Regions from separate parts of the Homo sapiens genome. Here region 2 is linked to region 1. A link is an interaction called in ENCODE POLR2A ChIA-PET data of the cell type or tissue named here. Cell type or tissue: MCF 10A. All regions are shown on one strand. Links, peaks and the distances in the headings refer to the core of each region. The heading gives the core; the rest is flanking DNA. Region 1 has its middle 87 kb from the start of LINC00562. Region 2 overlaps SUCLA2 (succinate-CoA ligase ADP-forming subunit beta).

What was found. ChIA-PET counts read pairs that join two places held together with the same protein. Peaks named below come from ENCODE experiments on the same cell type or tissue, not always from the same donor. Only the 100,000 strongest peaks of a DNase experiment are listed, where the experiment ranks them.
Region 2: POLR2A ChIA-PET joins it to region 1 with 5 read pairs; 2 of 35 experiments call an interaction of 5 or more read pairs at or near these places.

The regions. Positions count from the first base shown.
Region 1 is chr13:47,839,828-47,851,817 of GRCh38, forward strand. No RefSeq gene overlaps it. Among named protein-coding and RNA genes, the nearest start is that of LINC00562, 87 kb to the right of the region's middle. In MCF 10A, for the core only: no CTCF peak of the experiment used is centred there; a DNase peak (open chromatin) is centred at 5,434.
Region 2 is chr13:47,976,206-47,988,195 of GRCh38, forward strand. The region is part of intron 4 of SUCLA2 (succinate-CoA ligase ADP-forming subunit beta); the gene reads right to left. Among named protein-coding and RNA genes, the nearest start is that of SUCLA2, 19 kb to the right of the region's middle. In MCF 10A, for the core only: no CTCF peak of the experiment used is centred there; no DNase peak of the experiment used is centred there.

The DNA.
Region 1 (11,990 bases), core at 3,431-8,430:
AGACACATTATCAAGGGGGAATAAAAGAGGTCCACTCTATGTATGAGGAGCCTACTTATATAAGCAGAAAAATAATTTGTTGATATGCTCACATAGATATTAAAAATGTGGAAAATATTTGAAAATCTTTGATTTCATATAGTACTTTCTAATATAAGGCTATGATGTGCCAAGCACTGTTTTAAGCTCTTTATAGATATCAACTCATTTAATTCTCATGAGAACCTCTGGGGTAGGTGCTATTGCTATCCCCACATTTCAGATAAGGAATGGGAAGACAGAGAGCTTGAGGTCACACCCTGAAAGCCTGTACTGGCTACAGCAGATAGTTTGACCCATGCAGTCTGGCCCAGCCTGCTCCTTCTTTCTAGTACTGCTTTAGTTTTTTTTAAATAAGCAGCTATTGCTTTTATTTAAAATTTCAAGAATTAATAGAAAAAAAAGAATCTAAACCCATTTGGGGCATATCAGTTGCCATTATAAGGCATTCATACACATTACTGCCTCAGGTTCAGGTATTGAGGACAAGATTCAAAAATGTGAGCAGGTTACTTGTCTTTTAAGTGATAGAAAAAGCAGAATTTGTTTCAACTCTTGATGTTTCCTGAAATCCAGCTCAAGAGGGAAAGTTGGTTTTAGAGATCCTGTTTTTCAGACATGCTTCTATGAAATCTTGATAGAGGAGCCAAGAGTACAAGCCTTAAGCAAGGGAGCTCTCCAATAAGACCCTCATTCAACAAGGAGGCCGGGGAATAGATTGGGAGAAGTGGGAAGCTGTGTTGGCTGTGGATACCCAAGAGTCATGGAGAGCTTAGGAACAGCATAGCAATTACCCTCCCCTCTAAGGCAGACACTTAAATTGTGGGAAACACCCCACAGGTCACTTCCTATTGGTGGTTTTAGCATTAACAAGCTGGAGGGTTATTTTTGCTGTTCCACTTAGCTGATGGCATCCCACATGAAGGTTTATTAGAAGTACTAAGATGTATACAAGGGTGTGGAAAACAAAGAAGAAAACATAATTAACTGGAAAACAGAAAGAGAGGAAGGTCCATGATCTGACTGAGGAAGGAAAACAGCAACCCTAAGCCACATATATAGAAAGAAACAAACAAGAGTGCAAGAGTGGGGAAGGGAATCCCAAGGACACTCCGGTCTGCTGGGGAGGGTAACCATAACAGTCACAAATTTTGGTTGCAAATAACAAGAACCAGGCCAAGGTAGCTTAAGGAAAAGGTGGTGGGTGCAGTATTACAAGGGTGGATCAGTGTCTCACAGAAGCCAGCAGCCACTCACAGTCAGGTAGGAGCAGAACTGGAAACTGGAAATCCGGAGGCACCCTGGGAGCAGAATTTTCAGACATGCCAAAATTTCAGTCAGTGGATCTCCTTCACCCCACCTACATGGCAGAAGGAAGCAATGTCTGTATTTGGTCATCTTCCCCAAGCTCTAGTGGTTGGCCTCCAAAACTCAAGAGACAGTTCCAACATCTACAGCAAGTTGGCGGTGTCCTTGGCTCCCCGGATTATTTTGCAATCTGCTGCTCACACCTCTTAGCTGTCTTGACAGGAGGAAAGGGAGAGACGGCATTTCCTTTTCTCTGTATGATGCCAACTTCTTTTCTCCCCTCATTTTTATCTTCCTTCTTTCTTCTTCTATGACACTTCTTTGGCTGGCCAGAAAATTACTTACAGTCTCCCTTATGGCATCTTTTGCCCCCTCCCCCAGCCATGAAGCACCCCCATTGTACATTTCTGGAACTGTTCATTGATTGCTCAGAATGGAGTAATTCTCCGTCTGCATCTAAGCCCAATGCACACACAGCAGCAGCTCCCAGGGTCCATGGAACTGCAGATAGCAGGGTCCAGAAACCTTAGACTGCAAATCTCATCTCAGGATTACTAGTTTTCAGATAAGGAACAGTCTTGGTTTGGTTTCTACTGAAAGCAGAGCCTGAGATGAGGACTCAGTGCAGGTAGTTTATTTGGGAGACGAGCCTAGGAAGCAGTAACAGGGGAGTATGAGAGAGAAAGGGAAAATGTCCATTTCAGAGTATGTTATTGAGTCATCTCTGTAGGCAACAGGGGCTCCACTATGCTGGGGACCTTTGGGAAGTGTTCTTATTCTTCCCCTAATTATCAGCCTGAAGTTGTATCCACTCATTCCAACCATCTTCTGTTGAAACGTTATCCCCCAGGGGTCTGTGTGCCTCTCCACTTCCTGGTTGCTCCTGTGCATGGGCCAAGAGGGCTCCCACGATTTTGAAGAAGGTCCTCGAAGCAGAGGAAAAAAAGAAAGCCAGGCTTGGAGCAAGATGCTGTCAGCAGAAGGGAAATCCAACCTTGCAAGGAACAGCCCACTACACTGAGCCAAATTCAGGGGTAGGCTAGGGGGATGTAACACAAAACCCCACCTAGGATTTGTTTTTAATTGCTCAAAGTAATATGTGTACATGGTAAAAAAAAAAAAATCAAATAGAGAAGAGTATACAGTAAAAGCAGCAATCTCCCACTCCACTCAGCCCAATACCAAGTTCCGCTACCCAGAACCAACCACGTGAAACTGCTACTAGTTTTTCTTACCTCCAGTTGCCCCTCATTCTTACTCTTCCTCAAAAGAAATACACTGTAAAATCATCCATCCTCTCCATATCAAGGATTTCTCATGAAGTTTTGGGTTTTGATCCTAATCTACCTTTCACCCAAGGAATCATAGATAGGAAAATATATAAGGGATTTAACCCCAGAAAATTAGCTCTTTGCATATAGGCATTCACACCTAATCAGGGCTGCTCTTAGCACTGAGCTCTTCAGTACAGGCATACCTTGGAGATATTGTAGGTTCAGTTCCAGACCACAACAATAAAGCAGATATTGCAGTAAAATAAGTCACAAGAATTTTTTGGTTTTCCGGTGCACATAAAAGTTATGTTTACACTATGCTTAATAGACTATAATCTATTAAGTGTGCAATAGCATTGTGTCTAGAAAAATGTTCATATCTTAATTGAAAAACACTTTTGCTGAAAAATACTAATGATGGTCTGAGCCTTCAGCAAGTTGTAATCTTTTTGCTGGTGGAGGTTCTTTCCTTGATGTTATGGGCCTTGACCTGGATTAGGCTCTGGTTTATGGGAATGCTATGGCTGATTTGATCTTCTATTTAGACTACTCAAACATTCTTCATATAAGCCATCGGGCTATTTCACTTTCTTATCATTCATGTGTTCGCTGGAGTAGACTTTTAGTTTCCTTCAAGAACTCTTCCTTTGCATTCACAATTTGGCTGTTTGGCTCAAGAGGCCTAACTTTCAGTCTATCTCAGCTTTCAACATGCCTTCCTCACTAAGCTTAATCATTTCTAGCTTTCAATTTAAAGAAACACATGACTCTTCACTTGAACAGTCTGAAGCCATTGCAGGGTTATTAATTGACCTAACTTTAATATTGTTCTGCCTCAGGAAATAGGAAAGCCCAAGGAGAGGAAGAGAGATGGGGGAGCTGCTGGTCGGTGGGGCAGTCAGAGCACACACGCATTTATTAAGTTTGCCATCTATGGGCATGGTTCATGGCACCCTAAAACAATTACAATAGTAACTTCAAAGTTCACAAATCACAGATCACTTTAATGGATATAATAATAATGAAAGTGTTTGAAATATTGAGGAATATGTCCTATTAGTTTGGCTTAGTTTTGAGGGGACTTGATTGAGCTGAAGGATGATGAAGACTTCCAAGGTGATGCAGAATTCTGTGTCATGTTAAAATTCAGTATATTACTTCCAGAACTGTTATGAAACTTATGAAATTTATGTGCCTAAAGTTTAGGCAACTTTTGCTTCTACCTAACTTTCTGAAAATATTTTCTTTTTCAGAAAGGTGTTGAAATAAAAATTAAATACAAGTTGAGAAACATGTTAAGAGTTACTCTCTGTGAAATAAATCTGGAGTCAGAATGTAAACATATGCTTATTGAATAGATCTCAATTTTTTGAGACCAGTTTATTCCTGTTATTGCCACTAGTTTCATTGACTTGATCAATATTATGCACTCTGAATGAATAAAGTTGATTAAATTTTTTTGTGTGTGTTGCTTTTGTATTCAGGCTTTAACCCATCCATTGCCATTTTTAGCATTAAAAAATTTATAGAACTACGGATATTTGGCTGGCTTTCTTTCTTTCTTTCTTTCTCTCTCTTTCTTTCTTTTCTCTCTTTCTCTCTTTCTTTCTTCTTTTTTTTTTGGACGGACTCTCGTTCTCTTGCCCAGGCTGGAGTGCAATGGCACGATCTCGGCTCATGGCAAGCTCCGCCTCCCAGGTTCACACCATTCTCCTGCCTCAGCCTTCTGAGTAGCTGGGACTACAGGCACCCACCACCACGCCCAGCTAATTTTTTTTTTTTTTTTTTTGTATTTTTAGTAGAGACGGGGTTTCACTGAGTTAGCCAGGATGGTCTCGATCTCCTGACTTCTTGATCCGCCCGCCTCAGCCTCCCAAAGTGCTGGGATCACAGGCGTGAGCCACTGTGCCCGGCAGGGTATTTGGTTTTCTAATCAGGTAGCCTGCTATGGATTGAATTTTTGTATCTCCCCCAAATTCATGTGTTGAAGCCCTAATCCTCAGTATGATAGTGTTTGGAGGTGGGGCCTTTGATAGGTTATTAGGTCATGAGGGTGCAAACTTTCATGAATGGCATTAGTGCTCTCATAAGAAAGGATATGAGAGAAATGATTTCTATCTTGGCCACATGAGGCTACAGTGAGAAGAGATGGCTGTCTACAAGCCAGAAAATGGGCCATCACCATTCACCAAATCTGCTGGCACATTTTTCTTAGACTTCCAAACCTCCATAAATGTGAGAAATAAATGTTTATTGTTTAAACCACTCCAGTCTATGGTATTTTTGGTATTAGCAACTTGAACTAAGACATGCTGTATTGTTAAAAATTCTTGAATGTTTTTGTGTTAAAATATTTGTCTGTGTATGTGTGTATGTGTATAGATCAGATATACTTCCTTGTTGCTTTATTCATTGGTCCCTGTTAATTTAGCTCTGATTATGTCTAATCTAGGGAATATTGAAGACAATTATGTTATTGCCTACCCACCCTTACGAGTCTCTTTTTGCAGCAAAAGATTCCCAAGTTGTGTTCCTTACTATCCTCATCACCTACCTTTGAGTCCTGTCCAGTGTGGCAAAGTCCTTAAAAGTAATGTCTCAGGAGTGGTAGCTCACGCCTGTAATCTCAGCATTTTGGGAGGCTGAGGCAGGCAGATCACTTGAGGCCAGGAGTTCGAGACCAGCCTGGCCAACATGGCAAAACCCCATGTCTACTAAAAACACAAAAATTAGCTGAGCTTGATGGCACATGCCTATATTCCCAATTACTTGGGTAGCTGAGTCACAAGAATCACTTAAACCTGGGGTGAGGCTTGTCGTGGGGGAGGTTGGTTGCAGTGAGCTGAGATTGCGCCACTGCACTATAGTCTGGGTGACAGAGCAAGACTATGTCTCAAAAAAAAAAAAAAGAAAGAAACAAAGAAAAAGAAAAAAAATAGAATACGTTGATCATAAGAGGAGACTAAAACAAGTGAGCATTGACATAATCAGCTCTAGTAAATCTACTAGGCAGAGCTAATGAGAATTCTGTGTATACATTTTCCTACTCAAGTAATTTGAAATATTATGTGAAAAAGTTATAACTAAGTCTGTGGTTCATGGAATGGTTTTTAAGCAATATTCCTTAGAAAGGAAGAAAAAGTTGGGTTTTGCTATGTCACCTGTCTTCTTATACATTTTTAAAAAAGATCCTTCATTTTGTTCAAATTATTCATAGACTTTGCATCTGTTTTTGAGTTGGATTTCCTAAATGGTACTATTTGTTCATCTGCAAACACCTGAGTTACAAAAGGTTTTCTCAAATGAGGTCATTCATTGAGTCAGAATATTTCTCCAAAAAAGGCCACAGGGCGGGCGCCTGTAGTCCCAGCTACTTGGGAGGCTGAGGCAGGAGAATGGCGTGAACCCGGGCGGCGGAGCTTGCAGTGAGCCGATATCCCGCCACTGCACTCCAGCCTGGGCGACAGAGCGAGACTCCGTCTCAAAAAAAAAAAAAAAGCCACAGGGAAGGGCAAGTGTTTGTCATCTGAATTTTGCCCTTTCTTAGGAAGTTGCTTTGGCTACATGTTAGGAGACCAGTTTCTGGGGGAAAAAAAAATCTATGTGTGAATGTTCTGGCCTTTCCATAGGCAACAACAAAGGCTTTCCCTGGCAGTCTTCTGGGGAAATCTGCCCTGCCCACACAGCCTTGGTGCACAGCCAGTGCACTGTGGTCTTTGAGGAGACCTGCGGTCTCTTCACTGCAAGAGACAAGGAGTCCTGCCCACTGGCTGGTCATGCTCTTATGCACAGTGACTTCCTAGCCAGGCACCTCCACTGGAAAAGGTGCCTCCTTATCTGTAAACCTTGAAGATATTTTCTCCACTCTGACTGACTCAGTGTCCAGTAACTTTTCCACTTCTAGCCCTCCCCTCTCCTCTGGGTCCCAGGTCCATAAAACTGCAAAAGCCTTTTGTTCCAGGCTTCTTACTCAATGAGACACTGCCCCCTACCCCACCCCCAGGGATCCATCTGATCCTCAACAGGTGCACTGTTCCATGCAGAAATGGAACAGGGAAGAGACGACAGCTTTCTCTGGTTTTAGCCTCTTGCTTTTATTATCACAGTACATGGATAAAGGCTTCACTCTTGCTTTCATTTTGGCGCACTGCTTTTAACTTGCTGCTCTGGCAATTCAGTTCTAGTTAGCTCAGCCTGAGACAGGTCCTGACAACGCAGTTCCCATCAATAAAAGCTTTTACCATAAAATGGGCACACCAGGCAGTAATAATTATAAAAGCCAACATTTACTGAGCTCTTACTGTATGCCAGAAACCATGATAAGCCTTTTAAATATATGATTGCTGTATTGCTCAAAGTGTGGTCCAGGAACTAGTGCCGACTGACACAGTTTGTTACCAATTTAAGACATGATAAGTAGAAAAACTGAGAGTATGTATTTAGAAACTTGTATTTGTCACTGCTATGTAACTGGTATTTTTTTTTGTATTTGTATGAGTATTCGTCCACAACAGATTGAAAATTTTAGAAATATGTTCTTTCACCACAGATGAATGGAGAAGCACTATGCTATCTCATCTAATCTTTAAAACGATCTTTTGAAGTACGTCCCATTAGTACCCCTCATATACTGATGAGTAACCCAAGGCCCAGACAGGCTGAGTAACTTGCTCAGGGTCATGCTGATAAGTAGTGTCAATGCTGTGGCAAGACAGCTCGCTCCAGCTGCTGGGCTTCCTTACTCTAGGGCTAGACTCACAGCTCTTTTTATCAGTGAATATCTTGTGCTACCCAAATGTGATCTAACAAGTGTCCTATGGAGCCACTTGGGTAGAATATCTGTCATTGTGTTTGCCCCAGCAAATCCAGGGTGTACAGCTGCCTTAGACAAGTACCTCTGTCACATAATTAAATGACACTCTCTACCTACATTGGCAAGGAGAAGTTCTGAGTCTTTGCAGGAAGCCCACCACATTCCAAGGTATCTTCTTGTGTTGGATGTAGGGTTTTCAGAACTTCAATTCTTGTTAGAATCAGTATTTACCCAAATCAATTTTCCCTGTCCTTAGCACCAATTTCCAAACTTATAATTCCATTTACTTTCAGTTTTAGGATTCTGCGTCTGTATGGTCACGGGTACGTATTTCCTGCTGTCATCACAGGCATGGAAATAAAATTTTGTGAATCCGAGTATTTCCCATAGACTGAGGTCTCGACTGCTTATACTGGCACACCTCGTTTTATGCACTTCACTTTATTGTGCTGTGCAGATATCGTATTCTTACAGACTGAAGGTTTGTGGCAACCCTATATCCAGCAAATCTATTGGTGCCATTTTCCCAACAGCATGTGCTCACTTCATGTTTCTGTGTTACATTTTAGTAATTCTCTCAATATTTCAAACATTTTCATTATTTTTGGGGAGCAGCTGGTTTTGGTTACATGAATAAGTTCTTTAGTGGTGATTTCTGAAATTTTGGTGCACTCATCACATGGTCAGTGTACACTGTACCCAATGCATAGTCCTTTAACCCTCATGCCCCACCCGCCCTTTCGCCTGAATCCCCAAAGTCTATTACATCATGTTTATGCCTTTGTGTCCTCATAGCTTAGTTCCCACTTATAAGTGAGAATACACAACATTCCATTCCTGAGTTACTTCACCTATAATCATGGTCTCCAACTCCATGCAGGTTGCTGCAAATGTCATTATTTTGTTTCGATTTATGGCTGATTCGTTTTCCATGGTGCATATATACCACATTTTCTTTATTCACTAATTGTTTGATGGACATTTAAGCTGGTTCCACATTTTTTGCAATTGCAAATTGTGCTGCTATAAACATGTGTGTGCCAGTGTCTTTTTCATATAATGACTTCCTTTCCTTTGTGTGAAGAATACCCAGTAGTGGGATTACTGGATTGAATGGTGGTTCTACTTTTAGTTATTTAAGGAATCTCCATACTGTTTTCCACAGTGGTTGTACTGGTTTACATTTCTACCAGCAGTGTAAAAATGTTCCTTTTTCACCACATCCATGCCAACATCTATTTTTTTTTTCATTTTTAAATTATGGCCATTTTTGCAGGAGTAAGGTGGTATCACATGTGGTTTTTATTTGCATTGCCCTGATAATAAGTGATGCTGAGTATTTTTTTTTATACTTTAAGTTCTAGGGTACATGTGCACAACGTGCAGTTTTGTTACATATGTATACATGTGCCATGTTGGTGTGCTGCACCCATTAACTCGTCATTTACATTAGGTATATCTCCTAATGCTATCCTTCCCGCCCCCCCCACCCCCCACCCCACCACAGGCCCCGGTGTGTGATGTTCCCCTTCTTGCGTCCATGTGTTCTCATTGTTCAATTCCCACCTATGAGTGAGAACATGTGGTGTTTGGTTTTTTGTCCTTGTGATCGTTTGCTGAGAATGATGGTTTCCAGCTTCATCCATGGCATTTTTTTATTTGTTTGTTGGCCATTTGTTTATCCTCTTTTGAGAATTGTCTGTTCATGTCTTTTGCCCACTTTTTGTTGGGATTATTTCTTTTTCCTTGCTGATTTGTTTGAGTTCCTGTATACTAGTCCTTTGTTAAATGCATAGTTCACAAATATTTTCTCCCACTCTGTGGGTTGTCTGTTTACTCTGCTGATTATTTCTTTTGCTGTGCAGAAGCTTGTTAGTTTAATTAGGTCCCATTTATTTATTTTTGTTTTTGTTGCATTTGCTTTTGGGTTCTTGGTCATAAAGTCTTTGCATAAGCTCATATCTAGAGAGTATTTCTGATGTCTTCTTCTAGAATTTTTATGGTTTCAGGTCTTAGATTTAAGTCTTTGTTCAATCCTGAATCAATGTTTGTATAAGGTGAGAGATGAGGATCAAGTTTTATTCTTCTACATGTGGCTTGCCAATTATCCCAGCACCATTTGTTGAATAGGGTGATCTTTCCGTAATTTATGTTCTGTTGTGGTGTGTTTGAGACGGAGTTTCACTCTTGTCACCCAGGCTGGAGTGCAATGGCACAATCTGGGCTCACTGCATCCTCAGCCTCCCAGTTTCAAGCAATTCTCCTGCCTCAGCCTCCCAAGTAGCTGGGATAACAGACACCCGCCACTATGCCCGGCTAATTTTTGTATTTTTAGTAGGGATGAGGTTTCACCAGGTTGGCCAGGTTTGTCTCAAACTCCTGACTTCAGTGATCTGCCCACCTTGGCCTCCCAAAGTGCTGGGATTACAGGTGTGAGCCATGGCGCCCAGCCCCCAATTTATGTTTTTGTTTCTTTGTCAAAGATCAGTTAGCTGTAAGTATTTGGATTTATTTTTGGGTTCTCTATTCTGTTCCATTGGTCTACATGCCAATTTTCACACCAGCCCCATGCTGTTTTGGTAACTGTAGCCTTGTATTATAGCTTAAAGTCGGGTAATGTGATGCCTCCAAATGTGTTCTTTTTGCTTAGTCTTGCTTTGACTATGTGGGCTCCTTTTTGGTTCCATATGAACTGTAGAATTTTTTTTTCTAGTTCTGTGAAAAGTGATGATACTATTTTGATGGGAAGTACACTGAATCTGTAGATTTTGGCAGTATGGCCATTTTCACAATATTGATTCTACCCATCCATGAGCATGGGATGTGTTTCCATTTATTTGTGTCATCTATGATTTCCTTCAGCAATGTTTTGTAGTTTTCCTTGTAGAAATCTTTTACCTCCTTGGTTAAGTACATTCCTAGGTTTTTCGGGGTTTTTTTGTTTTTGTTTTTGTTTTTGTTTGCAGCTGCTGTAAAACGGATTGAGTTATTTATTTGATTCTCTGTTTGGTTGTTGTTGGTGTATAGTCATACTACTGGTTTGTGTACATGAATTTTGTATCCTGAAAATTTATTTAATTCATTTATCAGTTCTTCGAGTTTTATGGATGAGTCTTCAGGGTTTTCTAGGTATATGTCATATCATCAGTGAACAGCGACAGTTTGACTTTCTCTTTACTGATTTGGATGCCCTTTACTTCTTTCTCTTGTCTGATTGCTCTGGCTAGGACTTCCAGTACTATGTTGGGTAGAAGTGGTGAAAGTTGGCATCCTCGTCTTGTTCCAGTTCTCAGGGGCAACGCTTTCAACTTTTCCCTGTTCAGTATTATGTTGCTCCTGACTTTATTTCTGTGTGAGTTGTTTCTTCAGGATAGCTTTTCTTTGTAACACAATGGTAGCAGCAAGTTCAGGCTGTAAATCCATATTCTTTGTCATCCAAAAAGAAAGAGATTTCCTGTGTCCCACAACTCCCAAAAAATTTTTCAAAGCATCACATTGATTAGACAACCTCTAAAGCAATCCCTTGAACTAAGGGAATATCATGTACTGAATGGCTTAGTATTCAATTACCTGGAGCAGTAAACATGGACTCAGGGCAAGATGTGGATTTGCAGCATTTGCCAATTTCCATGGTGTAAATATTCCCACGATAGCCAATAAAGTGTGTGAGAGAGAGGAAAAATGGAAACACTATGAAGAATGCCAGAAATATTGTCAAGAGACAGGGAATGAAGAAACAACAGAACATATCTTAAGGCATTGAGGGAAAAATAATATCTTTTGCTGATTTAAGTCTACTTAATAAAATGGTTACACACATAAATACTAGAATAATAGATACCAAACTATGAACAGTTATTATTTCTTGGTGGTAGCCATATGAGTAAACTTCCTTGTATTTTTTAAATATATATATATATGAATAAACAACATATTTCTTTTACAAGAGGAAAATATGGTATTTTCATAATACTATTTGCCAAAACACATCTGGAATTGATGTCAGAATTCAGCACTCCTAATGCAGCATTCTCTACTTAATTATGTAAAATCACTCAACAAACATTCTCCTCATGCAAAGAAGTAGAATGAAATTGTTGGTAAAGGAAATGGCTGATTTTACACATTATAAACTCACTCCTTCTGCAGTGTCATTCAAATATTTATTGATCACCCTCTACCTACCATAATCATTTTCCATGAATTGTTCCCAAAACAATTTTATTGATATTAATCTTTATAATAATATTCCAAACTTTTAATTGCAATAAAAATCATCAAAATAAATGCATGTTATACTGATTTATCATCTTATTTAGCTATTACTGTGATGCTTACTTCACACTACAAGACATGAAAAAATTGAAAAAATGATGAAGTTGATAGACCAGAAAAACTATCTATTAATTATGTGAGGAACTTAAATTATCAAAAACTAAGTGGTTTTCCTTGCTTTAAAGAAATTACAATGTCTGAGTGGCAGATGAAATGAAATAAGACAGAAATTCATCTTTCTTCCTCTGCCCCTCATTCATAAGCCTTTTTGTTCATTTCAA
Region 2 (11,990 bases), core at 4,151-9,150, 140 kb after region 1:
AAAAACACTGACTTTAGCAACAATATATGATCCAAAAACCTTTTATGACAATGACAGTAACCAATTAGGAAGTCACAGTACCCCAGGTAAGCTCAAAGCCAAGAACATCTGCAATGAAATCAGTAAGAAAAGCCATTTCATTTTATCCACATCAGCATCCTTCCCCCCACCACTCCAAACTAACATAGTTTGGGATTAAGAAGCTTCTCCATTGGGAGAGAAAGAGAAGAGTAGAACACATGTTCAACATTCCAGCTTCTTGGAGGGCTGTCCAAGGGACTGTTTCCTGTCTCAACTGATATGGGTGCTGATGGGGAACCAGCATACTCTGGATGCCTGTGGGGCATCGAGAACAAAGGAGAGTACACAGGCTCATGGCAGTACCAGAAAATGTGTAACATCCCAGAGGGAAGTTGACACAGCTTGCTACAACTAAGAAAACACACCCAGCTCCTGATTTTTTAACAGGTTGAGTACTCCTCATCTGAAATGCTTAGGACCAGAAGATTTTGGATTTCTTTGAATTTTGAAATATTTGCATTATACTTACCATTGGAGAATCCCAAATCTAAAAATCTGAATTCCAAAATGCTCCAATGAGCATTTCCTTTAAGTGTCATGTCAGTGCTCCAAAAGCTTAGGATTTTATAGCATTTTGGATTTCAGAATTTCAGATTTGGGATGCTCAACCTATATTTATACCACAAGAAACTAGAAAAAGAATAACTAAACCCAAAGTTGGCAAAAGGAAGAAAATCATAAAGATTAGAGCAGAAATAAAAGAAACAAGGAACAGAAAAAAAAAAAATCAACAAAACTGCATATTGGCTCATTGAAAAAGTGAATAAAATTGACAACCCTTTAACTATAAAAAAATAGAAAAGACTGAAATAACAAAAATCAGAAGTGAAAGGAGACATTACAGCTGTCACAGAAAGAGTCTGAGACTGCTATGAAAAATTATGTATCAACAAATTGAATAACCTAGAAGACATTGATAACTTGCTAGAAACAATCTTCAAAATCATAAAGAAATAAAAAATATGAACAGCTCTATAACTAGTAATGATACTGAATCAGTAATCAAAAACTTCTAAGCAACAGGAAGCCCGGGACCAAATGGCTTCACTGGAAAATTCTATCAAACATTTAAAGAACTGAACCAATCTTTCCCAAGCTCTTTTCAAAAAATTGAAAAGGACGGAAAATTTCCATACTCACTCTATGAAGCCAGCATTACCATGATACCAAAATCAGAAGGTATTAAAAGAAAACTACAAGCTAATAGCTCTGAAAAAATAATGATGAAAAAAAAACTCAAAAAATACTAGCAAACTGAATTCAACAACACATTAAAGGGACTTTACATCATGATCAAGTGGGACTTAACTCCTAGAATACAAGGATGGTTCAACATACAAAAATTCAGTGTAATACATGCTATTAACAGAATGAAGGACAAAAACCACAATAATCTCAATTGATACATAAAAGGCATTTAACAAAATTGAATACCCTTTCACGATAAAAATACTCAACAAAGACTGAAGGAAACAACCTCAATATAATAAAGGCCATATAAGAAAACTCATAGCCAACATCATACACAATAATGAGAAACTGAAAATCAATGTGCAAAAATCATAAGCATTCCTATACACAAATAATAGACAAACAAGAGTCAAATCATGAGTGAACTCCCATTCACAATTGCTACAAAGAGGATAAAATACCTAGAAATACAACTTACAAGAGATGTGAAGAACCTCTTCAAAGAGAACTATAAACCACTGCTCAAGAAAATAAGAAAGAACACAAAGGGAAAAACATTCCATTCCATGCTCATAGATAGGAAGAATCAATATCATGAAAATGGCCATACTGCCCAAAATAATTTATAGATTCAATGGTATCCCATCAAGCTACCAATGACTTTCTTCACAGAATTAGAAAAAACTACTGTAAATTTCATATGGTACCAAAAAAGAGCCCATAAAGCCAAGACACTCCTAAGCAAACAGAACAAAGCTGGAGGCATCACGCTACCTGACTTCAAGCTATACTACAAGGCTACAGTAAACAAAACAGGATGGCACTGGTACCAAAACAGATATATAGACCAGTGGAACAGAACAGAGGCCTCAGAAATAACGCCACACATCTACAACCATCTGATCTTTGACAAACCTGACAAAAACAAGCAATAAGAAAGGATTCCCTATTTAATAAATGGTGTTGGGAAAACTGGCTAGCCATATGCAGAAAACTGAAACTGGATCCCTTCCTAACACTTTATACAAAAATTAACTCAAGATGGATTAAAGACTTAAATGTAAGACCTAAAACCATAAAAACCCTAGAAGAAAACCTAGGCAATACCATTCAGGACATAGGCATAGGCAAGGACTTCATGATGACGAAAACACCAAAAGCAATGGCAGCAAAAGACAAAATTGACAAATGAGATCTAATTAAACTAAAGAGCTTCTGGACAGCAAAAGAAACTATCAGCAGAGTGAACAGGCAACCTACAGAATGGGAGAAAATTTTTGCAATCTATACATCTGACAAAAGGCTAATATCCAGAATCTACAAGGAACTTAAACAAATTTACAAGAAAAAAACAACCCCATCAAAAAGTGGGAGAAGGATATGAACAGATACTTTTCAAAAGAAGACATTTATGCAGTCAAAAAACATACGAAAAAAAGCTTATCATCACTGGTCATTAGAGAAATGCAAATCAAAACCACAATGTGATAGCATCTCATGCCAGTTAGAATGGTGATCATTAAAAAGTCAGGAAACAACAGATGCTGGAGAGAATGTGGAGAAACAGGAACACTTTTACACTTTTGGTGGGAGTGTAAATTAGTTCCACCATTGTGGAGGACAGTGTGGTGATTCCTCAAGGATCTAGAACCAGAAATACCATTTGACCCAGCAATCCCATTACTGAGTATATACCCAAAGATTATAAATCAGTATGTTTATTGTGGCATGATTCACAATAGCAAAGACTTGGAATCAACCCAAATGCCCATCAGTGATAGACGGGATAAAGAAAATGTGGCACATATACACCATGGAATACTATGCAGCCATAAAAAGGATGAGTTCATATCCTTTGCAGGGACATGGATGAAGCTGGAAACCATCATTCTCAGCAAGCTAACACAGAAACAGAAAACCAAACACCGCATGTTCTCATCATAAGTGGGAGTTGAACAATGAGAACACATGGACACAGGGAGTGGAACATCACACACCGGGGCCTGTCGGGGGGTGGGGGGCTAGGGCAGAGATAGCATCAGGAGAAATACCTAATGTAGATGACAGGTTGATGGGTGCAGCAAACCACCATGGCACGTGTATACCTATGTAACAAACCTGCACATTCTGCACATGTATCCCAGAACTTGAGTATAATAATAATAAAAATAAAAAAGAAAACTTACAGCCAACATCATACACAAAAATGAGAAGCTGAAAGCTTTTCCTCTAACATCAGAAACAAAGCAAGGATGCCCACTCTTGCCGCTTCTGTTCAACACAGCACTAGATGTCCTAGACACAGAAAACAGGTAAGAAAAATAAAAAGCATCCAAAGAGAAAAGGAAAGGTAAAATTCTGTGTTTGCAGATGAGATGTTGTCATATGTAGAAATCCCTAAAGATTCTGCACACACACAAAAAAAACTCTTAGAATAAATCAGTTCAGCAAAGTTGCAGAATACAAAATCAACAAACAAAAATAAGTTGCCTTTTAATACAGTAACAGTGAACAATGTGAAAAGGAAATTATGGAAATAATTCCAGTTAAAATCAAAGAGAATAAAATACTTAAGGATAGCCTAATCGAGGAGGCATAAGACTTATGAACCAAAAACTACAAAACACTGCTGAAGGGAATTAAAGAAGACACAAACAGGCAGGGCGCGGTGGCTCACGCCTGTAATCCCAGCACTTTGGGAGGCTGAGGCGGGCAGATCATGAGGTCAGGAGATCGAGACCATCCTGGCTAACACGGTGAAACTCCATCTCCACTAAAAATACAAAAATTAGCTGGGCGTGGTGGCGGGAGCCTGTAGTTCCAGCTACTCGGGAGTCTGAGGCAGGAGAATGGTGTGAACCCGGGAAATGCAGGTTGCAGTGAGCTGAGATCATACCACTGCACTCCAGCCTGGGTGACAGAGTGAGACTCCATCTCAAAAAAAAATAAAAAATAAAATAAAAATAAAAAGACACAAACAAATGGAAAGACATCTTGTGATCACAGATTGGAAGACTTAATATTGTTAAACTGTGCATACTACCCTAAGCAATCTACAGATTCAATGTAATCTCTATCAAAATCCCAATGGCTTTTTTTTATAAAAATAGAAAAATACACTAAAATGCATACATAATCTCAAAGGACCCAGAACAGTCAAAACAATCTCGAGAAAAAAAAAGAAACTAGAGGCCTCACACTTCTTTTAAAATATATTACAAGGTTACAGTTATCAAAACAGCATGATAATGCATAAAAAAACAGACATATAGACCAATGGAATAGAACAGAAAACCCAGAAATAATCCCTAAGGTATATGATTAAATGATCTTCAACAATGGTGGGAAAGCTACACAAGAGGGCAAAAAGAACAGTCTCTTCAACAAATGGTGCTAGAAAAATTGGATATCCACATGCAAAAGAATGAAGTTAGACCCTTACCAATACTACTATATGCAAAAATTTACTCAAAATAGATTAAAGACCTAAACATAAAACCTGAAACTATAAAACTCATAGAAGAAAACAGGGAGAAAAAAGTTTATGACATTGGATTTAGCAATGATTTCTTAAACATGATACCAAAGGCACAGGCAGAAAAAAAGCAAAAATTGACAAATGGAACTCTATCAAACTTAAAAACTTCACAGCAAAGGAAATAATCAACAAAGTAAAAAGGCAATCTACAAAATGAGAGAAAATATTTGCAATCCATATATCTAGTTAAAAGCTGAAATTCGGAATATGTAAGATCTTCTACAACTCAATAACCAAAAAAGTAAAAAATAAAAAACCCAAACAAAAAAATTTAAAGATGGGCAAAGGACTTAAATAGACATTTCTCCAAAGCAGATCTGCAAATGGCCTGTAAGCATATGAAAAGATACTCAGTATCACTAATAACGGGGGAAATGCAAATAAAAACCACAGTGAAATATAATCTCACACCCTTTAGGATGGCCACTACCAAAAAAACAGAAAATGAATATTGGCGAGGATGCAGAAAAACTGGAAGCTTTGTCTGCTGTTAGTTGGAATATAAAATGGTACGGCTCAGCTAGGTGCAGTGGGCTCATGCCTGTATTCCCAGCACTTTGGGAGGCCAAAGCAGGCAGAACACCTGAAGTCAGGAGTTCAAGACCAGCTGGCCAACATAGTGAAACCCTGTCTCTACTAAAAATACAAAAACTAGCCGGGCATGGTGGTGCACGCCTGTAGTCCCAGCTACTCAGAAGGCTGAGGCAGAAGAATCACTTGAACCCAGGAGGCGGAGGTTGTGAGCCGAGATCGCACCACTGCACTCCAGCCTGGGCAACAGAACGAGACTCCGTCTCAAAAAAATACAAAAATAAAAAAATTAGCAGGGTGTGGTGGTGGGTGCCTGTAATTCCAGCTACTCAGGAGGCTGAGGGAGAAGAATCACTTGATCCCGGGAGACTGGGGTTGCAGTGAGCCGAGACTGCACTACTGCACTCCAGCCTGGGAGACATAGCGAGACTCTGTCTCAAAAAAATAATTAATTAAATAAAACGGTACAGCTGCTATGGAAAACATTATAGAAGCTTCTCAAAAAAATTAAAAATAGAATTACCATATGATCCAGTAATCCCACTTCTAGGTATACATCCAAAAGAAATGAAAACAGGATCTCAAAGAAATATTTGAACATCTATGTTCACTGTAGCATTACTGACAATAGCCAAGAGATGAAAGCAATCTGAATGTCCATCAAAAGATGAATGGATAAAGAAAATGCAGTATATACATAAAATGGAATAGTACTCAGCCATAAATAAGGAAACTTTGTCATATGCTACATCATGAATAAACCTTGAGGACATTATGCTGAGATAAACCAGTTACAAAAAGACAGCTACTTCAGGTATCTAAAATACTCAAACTTTTAGAAACACAAAGAATGGAGATTACCAGGAGCTGGAGGGAAGTGGGAGAGGGAAAAGGGAGCTGTTCAATGAATAGTTTTAATTTTGTAAGACAAAAAAAGTTCTAGAAAAATTAAAGAAAAAAAAAGATTTGGATATCTGTTCTGGAGATGTTGCACAAAATGTGCACAAATTGTTTTACTCTGTTCCTTTTACCAAAAGAGAAATTAACATTCTCCTTCCTTCCTCTCTCCCTCCTTCCTTCCTTCCTTCTTTCTTTCTGAGAATGCACTATTATACTGCATACTCAAAATGGGTAAGGTAAATTTTTTGTTATATTTTTGACAATCTAAAAAAAAAAAATCTCTGAACACCAAAAGCTTGGGGAGCTTTGGGTTGGCAATATTCTGCATACTGCCACACATTAAGATGCTAGCAAGACAAAACATTCCTGAGAACAGTGGAAACTTAGTGTTTGGGAACCCTCCCAGACCTTGTTGGCTGGTTATGATTTTTATATCCTTTGGCTATAATAAAACTGTAATACTAAGTTTAACATTTTCCTGAGCTCTGTGAGTCGTTCTAAGGAATTAACCCTCAAATTTGTAGCTAGCTAGTCAGAAATGAGGGTAACCTGGGGACCACCAAAATTGAGACTGGTGTCTAAAGTAAGGGCAATCAAGTGCAGGACTATGCTCTTAGCCTCTGAAGTTTAGCTAAACCATGGGCACTTAGTATTAGAACTCCTTTCAATATAAAAAAAAAACTTTTTTAAATAAAAGAATTCAGAGCCTTCTGAGGCTAAAGAAGAGAACATTAGCAAGTCTAAGTAAAGAGAAATGTTTGAAATGATGGTTTAATTTTCAGTTCCTCTATAAATTTCAAATGAAAGGGTATTCTTCGTTTTCTCTCTAGCAAGGCAGTGCATAATTATTAGCTTTTACAAAGATCTAAAGAGCAGGAAAAAATTCTGATTGAAGAAGAGGCGGTTCAGTTTTAGTCATGCCACTGAAATAGAATATAGACAAATCTACAGATAACCATAAAATATAATTTTATTCAACAGGAGAGGTACAGACCAACAAATCTTTAAAATATTCTAACATTTTAGTTTAGTTTTCTTTTCCCTTTTTTTTTTTTTTTTTTGAGACGGAGTCTCGCTCTGTCGCCCAGGCTGGAGTGCAGTGGTGCGATATGGGCTCACTGCAAGCTCCGCCTCCCGGGTTCACGCCATTCTCCTGCCTCAGCCTCCGGAGTAGCTGGGACTACAGGCGCCTGCCGCCACGCCTGGCTAATTTTTTGTACTTTTAGTAGAGACAGGGTTTCACCGTGTTAGCCAGGATGGTCTCGATCTCCTGACCTTGTGATCCACCCGCCTCGGCCTCTCAAAGTGCTGGGATTACAGGTGTGAGCCACCGCACCCAGCCTCTTTTCATTTTAGTTTTACTCTCTTTTTATACCAACTGGTAAAAGAAATGAAAAGCCACAGAGAAGGCAACACGAGGAGAAAAGTTAATATTAAATTCTCACTAAAGTAAAAATTAAGTCAACAATTGGTTATAAGTTAGAAAAAAAAGGAAACAATAATACATAGAAGAAAGTGGAGTCTCTATTTGTCTTAATTCCACAACCAATTAGAAAGAAACCAACTTGCATGGGTAAACGTTAAACAATGACTATAGTTCCACATTTAGTCAACACTGTAGAATGAATAGCTATTTCATGTTCAAACGACTTGGCTTCACTTTTAAATCTTAGTAATAAACTTTCAAAACAATTTCATTTCAAGCAAGTAGCTGAAATTTCAAATATATTAATAATTCTACTTTTCACTTTTTTTTTTTTTTATTTTGACACAGTCTCACTCTGTCACCCAGGCTGGAGTGCAGTGGTGCAATCTCGGCTCACTGCAAGCTCCGTCTCCTGAGTTCATGCCATTCTCCTGCCTCAGCCTCCCGAGTAGCTGGGACTACAGGCACCCCCCACCACGCCCAGCTAATTTTTTGTTTTTTTTGTATTTTTAGTAGAGACAGTGTTTCACTGTGTTAGCCAGGATGGTCTCGATCTCCTGACCTCATGATCCGCCCGCCTCAGCCTCCCAAAGTGTCGGGATTACAGGTGTCAGCCACCACGCCCAGCCCTACTTTTCACTTTCTTAACCTAAGTTCTTCTTCTCTTGTTGGTATTTTTTTAAATTTGCCTTAAAATAGGCTTAAATGTAAAAGGCTTAAATGAGAAAGCAGCCACATGATATAATAAAGATCTGTAGCAGGGCATCGTGGAATGCACCTGTAATCCCAGCTACTTGGAAGGCTGAGGCAGGGGAATCACTTGAACTTGGGAGGCGGAGGTTGCAGTGAGCAGAGATGGCACCACTGCACTCCAGCCTGGGCGACAGAGCAAGACTCTCAAAAAAATTAAAAATAAAAATAAAAAATAAAGATGTGTATTTAAAAAAAATCACACGAAGTAAAATTAGAATTCTTAAGCACATTTTATAACTATTTCAGGTAAAGTCAAAAATTGACACAGGAAAATGTCCCACTCATTTGCAGAAGACTGCAGTTGTTTTACCAGAAAAATAAAAGTAGTAAATGTGATTTATTAAATAGACTTGACTCAGACCAAAAGTACCCAACAGGCACTAGGCAAATGTTAAGAAATCTAATTTAACAAAGGTATCACACAGAGAGTAGGTACTTGAATTCACTTTCTGGCAAGCCAACCCCATAGAAGTTACCTCCCGGAATCAGGATGTGAAAGGTACTAAAGACCAGTAGAACCTATGATACATCTCCTAAAAACAAGTCAGTAATAGAAGTAATTGTTTTCTGTTTTGTTTTAGTTTTGCTTTGCTTATTCTTTTTTTTTCTCTTCAACTTTTAAGTTGAGGTGTACATGTCCAGGATGTGTAGGTTTGTTACATAGGTAAACATGTGCCATGGTGGTGTGCTGTACAGATCATCCCATCACCCAGGTATTAAGCCCAACATTCACTAGCTATTCTTTCTGATGCTCTCCCTCCCTCCACCCCCACCCCGACAGGCCCCAGTGTGTGTTGATCCCCACCTTGTGTCCATGTGTTCTCATCATTCAGTTCCCACTTTTAAGTGAAAACACACGGTGTTTGGTTTTCTGCTCCTGCATTAGTTTGCTGAGGATAATGGCTTCCAACTCCATCCATATCCCTGCAAAGGACATAATCTCATTCCTTTTTTATGGCTGCAGAGTATTCCATGGTGTATATGTACCACATTTTCTTATCCAGTCTATCATCGGTGGATGTTTAGGTTGATTCCATGTCTTTGCTATTGTGAACAGTGCTGCAGTGAACATACCGATGCATGTATCTTTATAACAGAATGATTTATATTCTTTTGGGTATATACCCAGTAGTGGGATTGCTGGGTCAAATAGTATTTCTGCCTCTAGGTCTTTGAGGAATTGCCACACTGTCTTCCACAATGGTTGAACTAATTTACACTCCCGTCAACACTGTAAAGGCATTCCTTTTTCTGCAAAACCTCACCAGCATCTGTTGTTTTTTGACTTTTTAATGATAGCCACCTGAGTGGCATGAGATGGTATCTCATTGTGGTTTTGATTTGCTTTTCTCTAAAGATCAGTGATGAGCTTTTTAATCACATGTGTGTTGGCCATATGTATAGTTTTTTTTTTTTTTTTTTTGAAACGGATTCTTACTCTGTCGCCCAGACGGGAGTGCAGTAGCACAACCTCGGCTCACTGCAACCTCCACCTCCCAGATTCAAGCCATTCTCCTGCCTCAGCCTCCCAAGTAGCTGGGATTACAGGAACTCACCACCATGCCCAACTAATTTTTTTATTTTTAGTAGAGACAGGGTTTCACCTTGTTGGCCATGCTGGTCTCAAACTCCTCACCTCAGGTAATTCGTCCACCTCGGCCTCCCAAAGTGCTGGGATTACAGGCGTGAGCCACCACACCCAGCCTGTGTCTTCTTTTGAGAAGTGTCTGTTCATGTACTTTGCCCCCTTTTTAATGGGGTTGTTTGCTTTTTTTCTTGAAAATTTGTTTTAAGTTTCTCATAAACTTTGGATATTAGACCTTTGTCGGAAGGATAGATTGCAAAAATCTACTCCCATTCTGCAGGTTGTGTGTTCACTATGATGATAGTTTCCTTTGCTGTGCAGAAGCTCTTTAGCTTAATTAGATCCCATTTGTCAATTTTTGCTTTTGTTGCAATTGCTTTTGGCGTTTTCATCATGAATCTTTGCCCGCGCCTATGTCCTGAATGAATGGTATTACCTAGATTTCCTTCTAGAGTTTTTATAGTTTTGAGTTTTACATTTAAGTCTTTAATCCATCTTGAGTTAACTTTTGTATATGGTGTAGGGAAGGGGTTCAGTTTCAATTTTCTGCATGGCTAGCCTGTTCTCCCAGCACCATTTATTAAATAGGAAATCCTTTCCCCATTTTAACAAAAGCAATTTCTAATGATTAGTTAATTCCCATGCATGGGACATTAACTCAATCACAAGTGCTCTTTGTAGTTTAAATAGGTGACTAATTTTTGTTGTTCAACAGAGATCTGTCCACAGGGATTCCCAAAAACATGGCTATACCCCAAAAAGTAACACCAACCAACTCTACATTGGTCTAATGTGATAATATCAAAGAATTTATAATGTCTTCGGTCAAACAGTTTTACTGGTACTACAGTATTTTTAACCTGAATTATAACCACGTATTATTAGTAAGCAAGTATTAAAATAAAAACATTTTATCCTCAACAAGACCTAAATAGTTGTCAGGAAATTCAAGTTCATAAGATGAACTCAAATTTGATCCTTTTCCCAAATGCCTTAAACATATCTTTAATAATACATATTCAGTATCCTACCTTTACTACAATAAAGATGAATTACTATGGATAGAACTCCTATCTCAATTCATCCAGGTATTTATACCTTGTTTCTGGCTACTGTAACAAAAAGTAAAAACATAACTAACAAAATGACAGATGCCGATATATAATGTCAATGAAAAGAAAAATAAAATGTAGTGAAAATAAGTGAATGTGTAAAAATATAATTTATGTAAATTTTGGGTAATATATGAGGTTACTGTCATGGGATTTTTAAAATAACTTACAAACTAAATTCTATCACATAGAATATCACTTAAGAATAAAACAATGCTTCTTAATTTTATATTCTGAGTGGATTTTTACTACCATCTAGTGTTATATCTTTAGAAATACTTCCTTATAAAAATTAAAAGTTGCAAAAGACATATCATTCAAACATTAATAGATTTAATTGTAAATAAGAAAAATCACAATACAGAAAGTTGTTATTTTTAAAAAAGTTGTTCTACATAAGAAAATTATTTTCATGACTCTTAAAATTTTTGTTACTCTAAATTCTACACAATTAATGTTCTACATGAAATCCGTACTGGGGCTTTCAAATATATACCCAGTTGCTTCAAAAAACAAGCTAGTTAACACACAGATTCAGCTTGTAAAACCTAATACCCTCGAAAAACAGATAATTCTAGTATAAAATGATTATCAATGCTCTCTTCCAAACACCAGGTCTATAAAGGGATTTTCTCTTCACCAGAAGCTTTATGTTCAACATTTTAGGTTCCATAAAGAGAGGAGAGCTGTGCTAATGTAATACTCCTTAAAACCATATTGTTTGCTACTTAATGTCATCCCTCAATTTACCAAATATTGAATCATATAGTGAAACAAACCCGAAACTATTAAAAAAAAAAAAACAAACCCAAGAAGTTGAGAAAACAGAAGATGAGGCAATGGATACACATTCTTCTAGTGGGTTCAGCAACT